Linked DNA regions of Homo sapiens: region 2 is linked to region 1. A link is an interaction called in ENCODE POLR2A ChIA-PET data of the cell type or tissue named here. Cell type or tissue: endothelial cell of umbilical vein. All regions are shown on one strand. Each heading gives the region's core, and the rest is flanking DNA. Links, peaks and the distances in the headings are about the cores only.

The links. Peaks named below come from ENCODE experiments on the same cell type or tissue, not always from the same donor. Only the 100,000 strongest peaks of a DNase experiment are listed, where the experiment ranks them.
Region 2: POLR2A ChIA-PET joins it to region 1 with 6 read pairs; 2 of 35 experiments call an interaction of 5 or more read pairs at or near these places.

Annotation. Positions count from the first base shown.
Region 1 is chr4:8,164,133-8,169,132 of GRCh38, forward strand. No RefSeq gene overlaps it. Among named protein-coding and RNA genes, the nearest start is that of ABLIM2, 7.8 kb to the left of the region's middle. In endothelial cell of umbilical vein, for the core only: a CTCF peak has its summit at 4,313 (motif pointing left); no DNase peak of the experiment used is centred there; H3K27me3 peaks cover 429 bases.
Region 2 is chr4:8,276,196-8,286,437 of GRCh38, forward strand. HTRA3 (HtrA serine peptidase 3) reads left to right here. Exons shown (of 9, transcript NM_053044.5): 2 at 6,242-6,341. Among named protein-coding and RNA genes, the nearest start is that of HTRA3, 12 kb to the left of the region's middle. In endothelial cell of umbilical vein, for the core only: no CTCF peak of the experiment used is centred there; a DNase peak (open chromatin) is centred at 2,336; H3K27ac peaks cover 542 bases.

The sequences.
Region 1 (5,000 bases), core at 1-5,000:
GGAGCCTCCAGGCTTTCTCTCACCAAAGCGGCAGGATTCCTTGTCCTTTCTTCATCTCTAAATACAGTCCAGGAATTGATTGACTTCACAGCCAAATGGAGAAACAAATGAAATATGATTTCATTGTGGGATCTTTCCAGCCGCTCAATAATTTAAAACCACGCCATACGAAACCAGGAGTAAAAATAGCATGTGACTCATGGCTTGGAGCCTATCTCTCAAGCACGGGTCCACACACCTGGATTCTCGCTAAGTCAGGCCCAGCCTCACCCTCGCATGCCCATGGCTTGCCTGATGCCTCCGGGTGGGTCAGGAGGGGAAGCGCAGCCCTGGGTTACACAGGTATCTGTTCTCCCTAACACCGGATCTATGCCACAGTTCCAGCTGCCCAGTTAACTCTGAGTGGTTTGTAGACTTGGCAATGCTTTGCCATCACAGAAAACTCACAAAAGATGGTTCATTACAAGTGATGGAAGGAAGTAGAATGTATAGGCCTGATTTGGGAATATGACCCACACCGTGCAAGGCTTGGATGTGGCTGGTCTTCTGAAAGCACTTCCTCCCATTAAACTTCATTCCTGTTCAGCAGAAACAGACGAGGACCGTCAGGAACACCTGGGAAGGAACGAGAATGGAAGAGCAGAGCAAGGGGCAAGGTCTGAGATGAGGTGCCGCCTCTATTCAGCACCTACTGCATGTCAGCCTCTGTGCTGGAAGTGAGATGAAGAAGCTCAGCTAGAGCAGGCAGGTGCATGAGTCAGCCGCGCTGCGGAACAGAGGACCGCAGGCTTTGCTGAAGGGGCTTGTAAAAGGGTAGGGCATCTCTCCCAGTGCCGGAGGCCGATCTCTTCATTCTGCCTCTGCTGTCACACAGCATTCTTCTGTGAATGTTCCCCTTCTGTTCTCATAAGGACACTGGTCCTAGGATGGAGGGCCCACCTTAATCCAATACTGTCTGACTTCATCTTAACCAGTCATGTCTTTGAAGACCTGATTTCCAAATAAGATCATATTCCTGGGGGCTAAATCTTGGGGTTAGGACTTCAACATATCTTTCTGGAAGGTACAGTGCACCCCACCAGAGGGGACCACCATTATTGGACCCCACAAGGGGCATGGTCTTCCAGATCTGTGGTCTGTGGGACCTGGGAGGAAAACTGCAGGTCTGAGGGCTCCCAGTTGGGGAGAAGAAATGGAAGCCCAGAGAGACAAAGTCACATGCAGCCAGGTCCCCAGGAGGCCAGAAGCCACAGTGCTCTCCCAGCCACCTGACCCTTGGTTGACAACCACACAGGCATACAGCCCTGCAGGGAACCCAGAAGGCAGCCATCCCTGACAGTGAGAGCAGCTCTTGTCCTGGGAAGGCAGATGGGTCCTGCCAGAAGCCTGGGCCTGGCCTTGTTGGCCTCACCGGCAAGCTCAAGCTTGCCCCCCAGCTGCTGATCAAGCAAGACATCGTGTCCCTTCTTAGCAACTTTGTCACCAGGCTGTGCTTCCCAGAGCTGCTGTGTGGGCATGGAAGGGATAAGGTTTCGAAGAAGCTTAATCAGGAGCCCTTGCCTGCATAACTTACAAAGTGCTTGTTCTGTGGGCCTCCCAATCGGGTGTTCCCTTGAGGTCATGGTGCTGAGTGTTACTCAGTCTGACAGACGAGACACTGTAGGCTCACCAAGGCTAAGAAATGTGCAGTCAGCTGGGAGGGGCTGGACCCGGCTCCCTGAGATGACCAGAGCAGAGCAGTCTCCACTAGAATTTCTTCTTTGGCTATGGCCAAGCTGCTTGGAGCAGGAATTGCATGGTTTGATGATAACACTAGTGGTTTGATAATAATAAAATGACTTTAAGTAAAGGAGATCACCCTCATCCAATCTGTTGAAGGCATTAAGAGCAAAAACAGTTTCCAGTGGAGAAGATCTGCCTCAAGACTATAGCACCGACTCCTGCCTGAGTTGCCTGCCTGCCCTGCAGATTTTGAACTTGTCAGCCCCCACAATACCATGAGAACATTCCTTAAAATAGAACCCTGTTTATCTATCAGTTGCCCTTTGTACCTGTCTGCTTACCTACCTACACACTCATTCATTCATCCGTTCATCCATCCACTCCCATCCATCCATCCACCCACCATCCATCCATCTACCACCCTTCACCCATACATTCATATATCTACCCATCTATCTACCCACCCATCCACCCATCCATCTATCCATTCATCCAGTCACCCAACCATCCATCCACCCATCCATCCACCACCCATCCACCTATCCATCCATTTACCTATCTGTTCATGCACTCACCCATCCAGCCATCCATCACCCAACCATCCATCCATCCATTCACCCACCATCCACCACCCATCCACCCATCCGTCCATTTACCCATCCATTCATCCACTCACCCGTACAGCCATCCATCCACCACTCATCCACCCATGTATCCATTCAGCCATCTATCTATCACCCATTCACCCATCCATGCATCCATCTATCTACCTACCCATCCACCACTCATCCACCCATCCATTCACCACCCATCCACCCATTCATCCGTCAGTCTGTCCATCCACCCATCCATCTACCACCCATCCACCCATCCATCCGTCTACCTATCTGTTCATCCACTCACACATACGGCCATCCATCTCCCACCCATTCACCCATCTATCCACCACTGATCCACTCATCCCTCCATCCATCTGTCCATCCACCTATACATCCACCACTCGTCCACCCGTTTATCCACCACTCATCTACCCATCCATCTACCCATCCATCCACCTACCATCCATCCATCCACCCACCCATTCACCATCCATTCACCTATCCATCCTTCCACCACCCATCCACCCATCCATCCATCTGCCACCCATCCACCATCCACCCACCATCCATCTGTTTCTATCAGTACTATTTCTCTGGAGAAGCCAGACTGATATACTTTCCAAATCTATAATTCCCTGGGCTCCCTGGCACCATGACTTGAAGGCCCCTGGCTGAGCTCAGCCTGTCCTAAGCTCCTCCCAGCTCCAGAAACGGCACCTGCTGCCACCCTATTGCTCTCCCTGACTCCTGAGAACCCCTCTGGGAGACTTCTCTTCCTGCTCCATCACATTAGTCCAACCCCAGGTCCTGCCTCCAAGTCCTTCCACAGCGTAGTTAGACACAAGTGCAGGCACCTTCTCCTGCTCTCTTTGCTCCTACTCCCCCCACCCCCATTCCTTCTCCTGCAGCCAGAGGGATTTGCTAAATGAAAGCTAATTCCACTCCATCACACCCCTGCCTGCCAGGGGCCTCCCTCTCCTCCTCTGCCTGGCCAAATTCTCTTCACTCTTTAAGGATCAGCCCAGGCATCGTCTCCTCCTAGAAGTCCTCCCTGGCCCCTGGCTAAATTGTGCAAACCCCCGGTTTCCATGAGTCCTGGGACTTCCTCTTTTACAGGCTGGTCACTTGGGATTGTCATTGATTGTTTCCTTGTCTGTGTCCCTAACTAAACAGTGAGCTTTGAGTACTATGAGCTTCTCTGAGGAAAGCTGAGATTTAAAAGGGCCAAGGTAATGGGACAGGTAAAGGATGGGTCGAGAAAATCCAGGAAGGCCTGCGTGTTTTACTTGACTTTTTGATTGCAGTACCTGGAACATTAAAAATTGAATGCTTTTATCCTATCTTGTTCTAAAGAGTATATGGGGCTTCTTACAAAGGAAGCCTTACTATAGAAAGATCTTTTTAAAAGCTGGTAAGAAAACTAGAGTTAAGGAAAACTACATAGATTAGGAGGAAGTTGGGGCTGAGGTCAAGCCCTGGAATCTCTGCCGTGGGTGGTGACACAGCCCAGGGCAGCCCCTCCTTCCTCTCTGTACTGCCCAGCAGCCCCAGCAGAGAGAGGAACAGGGTCAGTTACATAATTCTCTGTGTCCACAGGATTAGAAGAATTGCTGAGAAGAAGCATGCTTCCCAACTCTGAGACTTGAAGAACCTGCCTCTCTAGGTCCTGTGGGGTGAGGCCAGTCTGGCTTCCCCCACAGCCCACAGCCAACACAGCGTGCATCTCAGAGCACTCCTTCTCCTAACCATCCCTTCCTTCCTGTCCCTTTTTGTCACTGGATGCAGAGACCAGGGGACTTACTGTGCATACAGTAGGTGATGAGCAACCATCTAAAAGGAACCTAGTTGTATAATGAAGTGGTATTTTTAACATAAAAGTTACCTATAATTTCATGGAGAAAATATGTGATCATCTACATTTCTCAGGATGCCAAGGCAAATGAGCTTTTTTTTTTTGATTTTGCTGCCCCCTGATGGCAGAGTACCCTAATTGCAGGCATACTATCAAGGATCAGAAGTCCCCTCCATCCCACCAGTGACACCCAGACTGTGAAAAGTGGGCAGACACTGCCCTCATCAAAGATCACCCAAACATCTGCCTTTGGCCAACACAAAGAGACAGACGGGAAGGGGTAGTTTCATGTAAGATCTTTAACCACCCTCCCTTCCTGATTTCTGAGGTCTTGGGTCCAGAGGCTGTGCAGGCTTATAACTGTGATCGCATTAAGCATATGAGTGTGGAGAAGGTGAGGCAGCCAGTCAGACACGCTGTAGTCTCTGTTTTTGGGTGGGTTGTTTACTTCACTCCCATTTCCCCTGCTCCCTGCTTTCTTGTAGCACCGCAGTTTTTTGTGCAGGAGCCACAACACCTACCCATGCAGTCCATGGACTTCTCAGTAAGTGAGAGTAAGTGAGCTGGACTCCACATCCAGCTCAGAAGGTTTTAATGAGTCTAAGGATGACCCCATCTCTGGAGACAGACAGGCTACATTAGTCAACATCCCTGGACACAAAGATTTGCTCCAGGAAAGGCATATGACCCAATTCGGCTCAATGGGGTGTGGTAGGTGGCTTGCTAAGAAAGGCTGGAAAGGGCATCTCCTGACCTTCAGGAGAGAGTTTGGAAGCTGCCCTCTCTCCTGCTCTGCATATTGCAGTGTGGGATGTATGCCAGGGACA
Region 2 (10,242 bases), core at 1-5,000, 110 kb after region 1:
CATGTCTGGCTGCTCAGGGTGGAGTCCCAGCTCTGCCCCAGAAGTCTCTGAAGCTCTTTGCACCTCAGTTTCTTCATCTGTGAAATGGATAACAGTGGGACCCCCCTCACTGGTCACTGGGCAAATGAGATGATGGACTGAGTGTGCTTTGCACGGTGCCGGGCTCATAGAAGTTGATGTGAAGAAAGGATGGCAGGTGGACGCGTCTTACAGAAGTGGAGTTAGTGAGAGTGAGGGAGAGGGGTCGAGGAAGGGGAGGAGCTGGAAGGCGGTGTCTGTGGAGGTGCTGCCATGTGCTGGCCCTGCCGGAGGGAGTTTCATTGGCCCCGGTCAAGGCAGGGAGGGCTTCCTGTAAGAGGAGGGCCAGGGGCTGTCTTCCTTGCCTTCAGTGGCATGGAAGTGCCTGACCCATGGCACTGTGCACAAGGACCAGCCTTCTTGGTAAATCACAGGCAGGCTGGCGGCAGCACCTCCTCCTCCTCCCAGGGGCTGGCTGTGGCCCAGCTGGGTGTGGAGTTTCACAGCCAGAGGAGCCAGGCTGGCCCCACATTGAGCTCGGGTCTAGGTTGAGCTTTTCTGGGGCTGGACAGGTTGTCACATTTGCCAAGGGCCAGCACGGAGCAGGGGAAGCGCCCAGGTCAGGGCTTGCGGGGCCTGGCTGTGCACCTTGGGCAGGTCCCGTGGCCTCTCTAAGCCTTGTTTCCTTGCCTGTAAAATGGACTCAGTTCCTGTCTTGCAGAATTGCTGCAAGAATTCAATGAGATCACAAACTTCGGAGCCCAGCCTGACGTCCCATGCCCAAATCGGGTCCCGCCTGCGAGGTGTGGCCCGTGGAGGGGGAGGCAGCGGGTTCCTCTGGGCCTGGGCTGCAGCCCTCATCCCGCCTGCGTTCCACATGAACAGGTCTCTGGGCTTGAGGGTGGCAGATGGCAGCATCCACCCCACGGGGAGCCACAGCTGGACCTGAGGCTTGTGGGGGCACGGTTCACTTGGGGACATGGCTCGGTGGGGCAAAGTTCACTAGGGGACAGGCAAGTTTTCCAGAGGAGGAAAAGCAAAGGAAGCTGCCCTGGGAACTAGTTAGACCCAGGAGGCAGCCCCTTTAGTGGTGGGCGGGGCTGGGGGCTGTTGAGGGGGCCCCTGGAATGGCTCCTCTGTCTCTGAAGAGCATTCATTCGCTCCCTCATTTGCTTCCTGCCCACTGCAGCGGGCCAGGTCCAGCCCAGACGCAGGGGTGCAGGCCACAGGTACACTCCCAAGGGACTAGCTTTGGGAAGGGTACGAGGTGCTGTTGGGCCCAGAAGGAGAGGTGGATCACCACGCTTGCAAAGTCAGGGTAGGCTCCCCAGAGGAGGCGCTGCTGGCCTGGGCCCTGAGGAATGACAGGAAGGGCATATTCCCAGAGGAGGGAACCACATGTGCAAAGGCACAGTGACACTTAGGAGCCTGCACGCGCAGGAAGCAGAGCCGAGGTCCACAGGGGAGAGTGGCAGCACGTGAGGCTGCAGATGTCAATGGGACCAGGACACCCCAGGCCTTGAATGCCCTGCTTAGAGGTTGCCATCTGGTCTGTAGACCATGGTCACCGTTATGGACAGATGGGCACAGCCTGGGACCCATGGCTATCCACTCATGGCTCCTCCATCCCCAGCTCACAGCTGACCACTGGGTGGCAGAGGGGTCTGCTAATTGCAGAGGGCACTAAAAGAAGGGGCAGGGACCTTAGAGATGGAGGAACAGAACTGGGTGTCAGTCCCAGCTCTGCACATTATGTGCTAGAGGGACTGATGCATACAGTTGGGCAGGTTGTGCACTGCACAACTGCAGGGAAGCTGGCCACTCTGATATTTGTCAGTAAGGGCCTGGAGTTACGCAGTGTACAAACACAAGGTATCCCCACAGAGTATCTGGGCCTCAGTGTCGCCATCTGTTCCATGGCAGTTATGACTGTCCAGAGCCAGCACGTGGTCCTCTCTCAGGGTTGGCCACAGTCCCCCAGGACTCCTGGGAGTTCCATCAGGCAGGGCTGTTGGAGCTGGAGCCCTGGCACCCTACTTGTCTCCCCTGCCCTGTTGCGCCCCTTCCTCTCCTGGGATGTGACACCGGACACCTAGCCTCGGGCCTTGATTGCTTTGCTCTGTGTGAGGGTCTCCCTGACTGAAACTTCCAGGGCTTTAGATTCCAGTTTATTGAGGAAAAAAAAAAAAAAAAGGCTAACGGCTGAATCTGGTTGAGACTGACTGTTGACTTCAGAACTTTGGCTCGAGGATGGGGTGGGGGTGGAGGTTGTCAAAAACCCCCAAATAAACAGAGTCTGCTTCCCAGCCGTGGGGCCCACGGTTTTCCTGTGGAAAGAGGCAGTGGGAACCGCGTCCTCCCTTCCCCCTGATTCATGGCTGATTCATCTGCGTGTTGGGAGGAGGAGCTGGGGCACGGGGGCCCCTGCCCCCACCCCACCACCCACCGAGGTCCGCTTAAAGGGACAGGACCTGGTGGGGCCCTGCAGGGGTGCCCCAGGCTCTGGGGTTGCCTAGACCCTGAAATCCAGCAGACCTGGGCCAGCGCCAGGCCTGCCCTCCCTCAGTGATTGATCTTTGCCTCTAAGCCTCAGTCTCCTGGGCCATAAAATGGGCGAGTGCTGCTGCTTTTGTGAGGCTGCTTGGAGACTTGGTTAATCAGCTGACCCACATTCTTTCTTCAGGGTGCTCTTTGCAGACCTACTGTGTGCTGGCTCAGAGAGCATCAAGAAGGGCCCCCTTGAACTTCTCTCCCTTCTCTCTATCTTCCTCCCCTCCTCTCTCCGCCCCTCCTCCCCCTCCATCCCTTCCCTCTGAAATGTCTCAGCGGCTGTCTCACCCTGTGCTGGTTACCACTGGGGTGTGGAAGCGAACCAGATGGTCTCTGTCCCAAAGGAGCCTGGGGTGTGGGGTGGGCACGTGCGGGCTTCTCTTTGGAGACTCTGTGGGAAACAGGCCACCTCCCAGCCCAGCCCCACGGCCCTTCTGTCTCAGGCCTTGCTCTCCCTCCCTGTTTTATTTTCTCTTTGAAAAATGAAAAAAAGTCACTGTAACTTTACCCCAACCACAAATAACCACCATGTAGTAGAATTTTGATGTTTCCTGCAAGGCTTTTACTTAACGAATATTTCACAGAGGGTTTTAAAACAAATCATCCCCTATAAAATCGAGTGTCACCTATTTTAAGTGACCTCTGGGAGACCACACTGGGGAGAAAGTCCTTCCGGTGGAGGCCGCAGTGCTGTGCAGATCTTCAGGCTGCCGCGTCAGAGCTCAGGGGCCCAGCAGCCCAGGCGCTTGAGGGGGTCCAGGGGCTGGGCTTTGGCAAGCAGGGGGTGGACACGTTGGGGTCCAGAGAGCTTTCCGGCCCTGGGTGTTGGAGTGTCTGAGTCCAGGATGGAGACACACAGGAAGGCAGCCTTTTCTAATCACCTGTGGGAGGAGAGGTGCTGCCATTCCTCCTTCTGCTGTGTTCACACTGGGCCCAGGTCCCTGTGTGCCGTGGCTGCCTGCACAGGCAATGCGGGCTCAGCCTGTGGCTTTCCATGTGCTGTGCCCCTGCCCGTGGGCTCTTCCAGGCCTGGGTCAGGGCACCTCTGCACTCACCCACCCCACGCCGGGCTCCTCTCTGCCTCATCCCTGGTGATGCTGTGCTGTCTCTGGTCGGTCACTGACTTGACCCTTGCCCCCAGCTGAACCACTGTGTCTCCAGCAGCTGTCACAGGTGGGCACACAGGAGGCACCCTGCACGAGTGGCTTGAATAAGGCTGTGAGCAGCGGCAGATTCGGTACAACTGGGGCTGCTGCGGGGCTGCCTGGAGGAGGCAGGATTAGGGCCGGGCCCAGGACCAACCAGAGCATCTTGGTAGGGAGAGTAGAGAGAGGTCGTGCAGGGGGAGGTGTAGAGAGGTGGATGATGAGCAGAAACTGGAGTTGGTGGCCCGACAAAGGCCACACGGTAGGAGAGGTAATATGGTCCCACCTGGGGGCTGTGCCCGTGCCCTGGCGCTTCTCCTCAGGCGAGGCACATGGGGCGCCAGCCTCAGGCCCCAGGGCACACAGGGGAGCAGCAGACCGGCTGAGTCCTCCCTCCTGGAGGGAGGAGGGCCTGGGCCTGGGGGTTGCCCTGGGATCCCTCTGGGTCGTGGAAATTGTGGGTCTGAGCGCATCTTGTGAGAGCTCTGAACCAGCTCCAAACCTCACCAGGGAAGCAGGCTTTGTGGCTGGTGTCCTTCCTCTCTACTTGGGTGCTAGAAAATGAACTCAAGTTCCCAGGGGCAGGGAGGAGAAGCAGACAGGCCTGGGCTGCCCACTCGGGCCGCACGGCAGCTTCACCTCACCAAGGGAGCCGCCTGCTTTGTAGGTGTCGAGCAGGGCAGCGCATCCCTCATGGAAGCAAACGTGGGCAGAGAGAGCCCTGGGCCCACAGCAGGCCCTGCCCCTGGGGTGTTTGTTAATGTGACCTCTGAACCTGAGACCCCGCTCTGCCGCAGTGGTTTGATCTATGAGGAGCCTCGCGGTGGCCGGCGTCTCCCAGCCAGGCTCTAGCCACCCCAGACAGGTGGCCTTTGATTCAGGCTGACTGAAGTGGACGAGGGCTGGTGTGGTTGGTGCCTGCGGGCCGGTTGAGAGGCAGACATCGGAAGTCTGGGAGACCCAACACCAGAGCTCGAGCCAACCCCCTAGGTCCCAGCTCAGGCTAAAGGGCTCTTCAGGGCCTTGGGGAGCTGCAGGGCAGAGGTGGGGGCACCCAGGGAAAGGAGGCCTGCGGCCTGCGTTCAGATCCTGGTTCTCCCCTCCCAGCCGTGAGTCCTTGGGCAGGGGGGTTCTTCTTACAGAGCCTCAGTGTCCCCACCTTTAAAATAGAGGAAAAGTTTCCTTCCCCTGGCTGCCCCTGGAGAGTTGGGTGAATGAATTGGGATGTGCCTGGGGATTGTGTTTGCCCTGTGATGATTCCTAGAGCACGGACCGCGGCCCGGGCCCTGCCCCCACAGTGGCATCCACCATGGTACCTTCGTGCCTTTGGACGATCCAGAAAACCAGATTTTCCCTCGGTCCCCATGCCCGGCCACTTCCCAGAGATCAAGAGAAATGTGGGCTGCAAAGCTGGAAAGCTGGACGTTATGGACTGAGCCCTCTTTGCTCCCCATTGCCAAGGTGGCTGGGTGGGTGGGTAGCCCCCCGGGCAGGGACTCGAAGTTTGCAGTCCTCCACACTCAGTTCCCACAGATGTGGTAGGAGGGCATATTCAGTCCCATTTTTCAGATGAGGAGTTGAGGCCCAGAGAACGTAAGTAATCTGTCTGAGGCCACACAGCTAGAAAGCAGCCAGGCCCAGCCGAACCCCTGGTGTGTGCAGCCCCCAGCCCAGTTGCTCATTGCGGGGCTCGGGAGCCACGAGCGAGGCTGAGCAGCATGTGTTCCAGATGGTGGGAACTGGAGAGAGCCCGGCACAGGCCCGTGCAGGGAACCCCGAGGGCTGTGGGCCCCGTGCCACTGCATGCCTCAGGCCTGTGGTCCTGGCAGCCACAGCCCCTACTGCTGACGGCAGCAGGAATCTGAGCCCGGGAAGGGTCCAGGGAAGTTCGTGAACCATCTAGCAAGTCGGGCTGGGGTGTGGCCAAGTTAGACACAGATGTAGGGCCCTGTGGACTCAGAAATTGGCAGCTCTTTTGGCCCAGAGGGGCCACACTGTGTCCGGGCCTGGGTAGCTCAGAAGGGTCACCTGGGGGTCTTCCACTACACCCCCGCCTGGACACTGCTGTAGCCCCAGGGCTCGGAGGGACCAGCTGGAGCCCATGAGGAGAGGGCCAGTTCTCTCCTGTAAGGGTATTGCTGTAGCATGAGGGAACAGACAAGGCCCAGGGGGACTAACCCGAGATCCAGCCCTGGCCTCACTCCCGTGTGGCTCACGGCAATATCCTAACCTCTCTCTGAGCCTCCTGCCCAGCCTAGCAGGGTCCAGTGAGGGGGGTGAGGAAGCCCAGCACGTGGAAGCCTTTTTAACCATTCTCGGGGTGAGCGAGCCCCTTCCCAAATGCCTGGTGTCACTGCACTGCTGTGTGGTAGGGGGTCCCCAACGGGCTCAGTGTGGGCTGAGGCTGGCTCTGAACTGGGACAGGGGTCTCAGGAAGAGCCTCCTCCTTCTGCCCACTGGGCATAGGCCTCTGGGAGCTGGCAGCATCGTGATCTCACTGATGCACCTGGCCCTTCCCGCCAGCGCAGGTCTCCACCAGCTGAGCAGCCCGCGCTACAAGTTCAACTTCATTGCTGACGTGGTGGAGAAGATCGCACCAGCCGTGGTCCACATAGAGCTCTTCCTGAGGTGGGTGAATACCCCTCGCCCCTCTCTGCCTCCTGGTGTCCCCTGGTACACCCGCCAGCTGCTGGGGCCCAAACCAGGCTTGATTCTGCAGCCTGGGCCACAGAAACTGGAGTGGCCTGGGGTCAGGCTGACCTCAGTCACATCTGCTGGCTGCCTGTGTGCCCCTGGGGAAGGACATCCCCGCTGAAGTGACTCCGCACCTGCTGGAGCTGTAGGCACCAAGAAGGTGCACAGCTGTGGGTCTTTGTCCCTTCATGCTGCTGCCCATGCTATTGGATACATGCAATGTGTTGGTCGTCCTGAGGGGCCGTGCAGTAAAGCAGACACAGACAGAACCCAGCGGAGGAGATGCCAGGAGACAGCAGGTGTGTGTGCAAGGAGCAGAGGCATGGCAGGCAGAGAGCAGGGCTCGGGGCAGTGGGAACCGGGGGCTCGGGAGGCCTCACAAGCTAAGCCTGAAGTAGGCACCCCGGGAGCTGGGCCAGTGGATGCAGGGCAGTGGGGGCAGCTCGCAAGCACCGAGGCCCGTGTGGCCGGAGCGGGGAGGAATGAGGGATGGGTGAGTGAACGCACGAATCAGTGCATGGATGAGTGAGGGGAGGAATGAGTTAGTGAAGGAAGTGGCAGAATGAATGAGTGAGGGAGGGAATGAGTGAGTGTCCAATGGATGAGTAAAAGAATGAATGAATGAGTGGAGTCGGTCAATAGGGAAGCGGGATGTCCCAGCCCCGTAGAGGAAGTGGTGTGTACCGTGTGGCTTCACCCCCGAGCAAGGCCTCTCCTTGCAGATGCACAGGCAAAGCCTCCTCCCCTTCTTCCCACAGGGCCTGCCCCGGTCCCTGCCACCATCCCCAGCCTCTCCTACTTCCCCCATCACAGAGACCCTCTGAGCTGGTTTGGGGGAGCCCTGCCTTCAGAACCTCCCGCTGTGCAAGCTGCCCAATGTCTGATCGCTCACACCGAATCCTGAGGGCTCATCCCAGATTGACTTATATCCCGCAGAAGCAGACTGAATGACTCTTCTGAAGTTTAGAGTGTTTCTCCCATCCACCTTTGCTGGCCCTTTGGTCCCTGGGTGTGCACAGAGCCGGCAAACAGCCTGATGAGGAGGCCCCGGAACCAAGCCTCATTCCACCCTGATAGGGATCAGACGGCGGGTCCAGGCGGACACGGAGCCGGCAATGAGCAGTCACCAGAGGCCGCAGGCCAGGGCTCCAGGGACTTGCTTGTTTTCACGGTACTTTCCCTGAGGCCTCCAGCCTCCCTGTGACGAGGCTCCACTGCCCTAGGCCCGGCCCTGGGGACTGAGCATCTGGTGGCTCATGGGGAGATCCCAGGAGTGATTCCTGCTCCAGCACCGCCTCCCTGCTGGCTGGCTCGGCGCTTGTCTGGTCCAAGCCCCTGTCACTAGGCGTCACGGCCCCTCTGCCCTCCCCATCCCGGGCTCTCCAGCAGAGGTCGTGCTCCTTGAACAGGGGTGTGAGAGCGCGTGACGGGCATATAGCACCTCAGCATCACATCCTCCACACCTGCTGGGAGCTCCCTGGGCTGTGGGCTGTGTAGCCCATGTTTCTCAAAACAGCCCTGGAGGCACCACCCATGCAGGACCCACAGCCCTGGTTGCCACCCTGTCCGGTGCCCCGTGCTGATGGACCTCTCACTGCCCCCTTGGCAGCACACTGACCCCTCACTGCCCTTCCCTCGAGCCCCGGGCCCTGAGACATGTCATTGAGGAAATTATAACTGGATGCACTAAGTGGCACGTTGCTGGCCTTCCAGGAGGTAGGGATGGGGGCAGCATCTTTCTGGAAGGCCCCAGCCACCAGGCTCTGAACCAACTAATTACTGACTCCAGCCCGGCTGGGAGGCCGTTTCTGCCCTCAGAGCCTCCAGTGACTGATGCTCTGAGTGGGTGGGTGAGACCCAGCAAAGATGAGACAGATGCTTTTCCAGCACAGGCCTCCCGGCTGTGACCCCTGACCTGAGGTCTGAGTGTGGGCATGGAGGCCAGTGGGCAGCCGCGGGCATTTTCTGCAGACCCCGCAGGTGCCTGGCCCTGTGAGGCACCCTGGGGCTTCCGCAGGCAAAACAGGTGCAGTTCCTACTCTGGGGCACACACGGAGTGGGTGTGGCAGAAGCTGGCTGCGGATGTGAGTGGACAGATGCTGGGGTCACCGTGTGGGGTGGCCAAGTGGCCAGATGCCCAGGCTGCCTGGGGCAGACCCCTGCTTTGCCCTTTGCCTGCCCGCCTGACCTAGGCAAGTAGTTCAGCGTCTCGGGACTCAGTTTTCCCACCATAAAGACCTGAGAGTTAGGGACGACAGTAGTTTCTTGTGGCTGCCATAACAAAGTACCACAGACTGCATGGCTTAAAATGACAGAGATGTTTGCTCCCATGGTTCTGGAGGCTGGAAGTCCTAATCAAGGTGTCAAGGTCCTAATCAAGCAGGGCTGCTTTCTTCTGGGGGATGTTGGGGGAGTGTCCCAGGCCCCTCTACTGGCTCTAGTGTTTTCCGCAGTCCTTGGTACGCCTCGGCCCTTAGACCCCTCTCTCTGCTCTGTCTCCATCATCTCATGGCCTTCCCCTCTGTGAGACTGGACTTCCCTCCCTTAAAGACAACACAGACACACTCTGATGTCACCGTAACTTCAGGACACCTGCAAAGACCCTGTTTCCAAATAAAGTCACATTCACAGTCACATGGGGTTAGGACTTGGCCGTATCTCTTGGCAGGGATACAGCTCACCACAGCACCCCCCTTGCAGGGTGCCCATGAGCATTCAATGGCCTGCCTGCCTCAGAGGGAGCACAGGGTGGCATTCGCTGCCATCTCTGGTCCTGTGGGTCACAGCGAAGCTCCTGTACTTTGCAGAGACTGTCACCTCCCTGCACGTGCCAGACGCTCCCATCCCTCCATGCTTTGTCTCTTGCTCTCACCTGCCTGCACGTGCCAGACGTTTCCATCCCTCCATACTTTGTCCCTCGCACATTTTCCTTGCTCATCTCTACTAAGCAGCCTCAGGGAGTGAGTACCTGCTCTGGGCTGGGCCCCACGCTGGGGTCCCGAAGGTTCCCACCCTGGAGAAGGTCCCAGGCTGTGTCTGGCATTCAGCCTCCTCCCCTGCTGGATGTGGGGCTGTGGTTTCTACTCAGAGAGCTCTGGTGAGAACTGGGGATTGTTGCCCATCGGCAGACACCAATGCAAACCCAGGCCAGCTCCACACCGTTCACAGAGGGCAGGGCCCAGGCTGGCCTCATCTGTGCCTCTGCACCCCTGCCCTCGGGGTGTCCAGGGCTCGGGTCCTGCATCTGCCTGCTGCCAGCACTGCCACATTTGGGGCTTTAGGCAGCTAGCCTGGGGGTGAGGGTAGAGGGAGGTGGGAATAAGCCTTCTCAGCCCTCCCAGCACTCACCCTGTCGGGATGATCAGGAATCTGCCCCAGCCTCTGGGGAGCCTCCCTTCCTGGGTACCTGCTGCAGCCCTGCAGGATGCTGTGTGTGCAATGGGGCTTTTCCCCTAGGGCCAATTATTGTCCTGTTTGTTGAGAGGCGTTTTAGAGCCCAGGCATCACCACTCGGCGGAGGAGGTGTTGTTGTCCCATTTCCCAAATGGGGAGACCAAGGCTCAGAGAGCTTCACTGACCTGCCCACGGTCAGGCAGATAATAAGTGGGTCCTGGACTTGGGATTAGCATCCTGGTCTGTCTGGCTCCGTGCTCCGTAGTCAGGATGGCGAGTGCAAGCTGGGAGTCATCTGACATGTCGCAGGCAGCCTGTCTCATCTCAGCAAATTGCAGCGAGAGGTGATCATCATCACCTCTTTATGGCTGTGAATGGGTGCAGGCGCCGGTGACTTGGCCAGGTCACAGGGCCAGGATTCAAATGGGAGCTTGAGGGACTC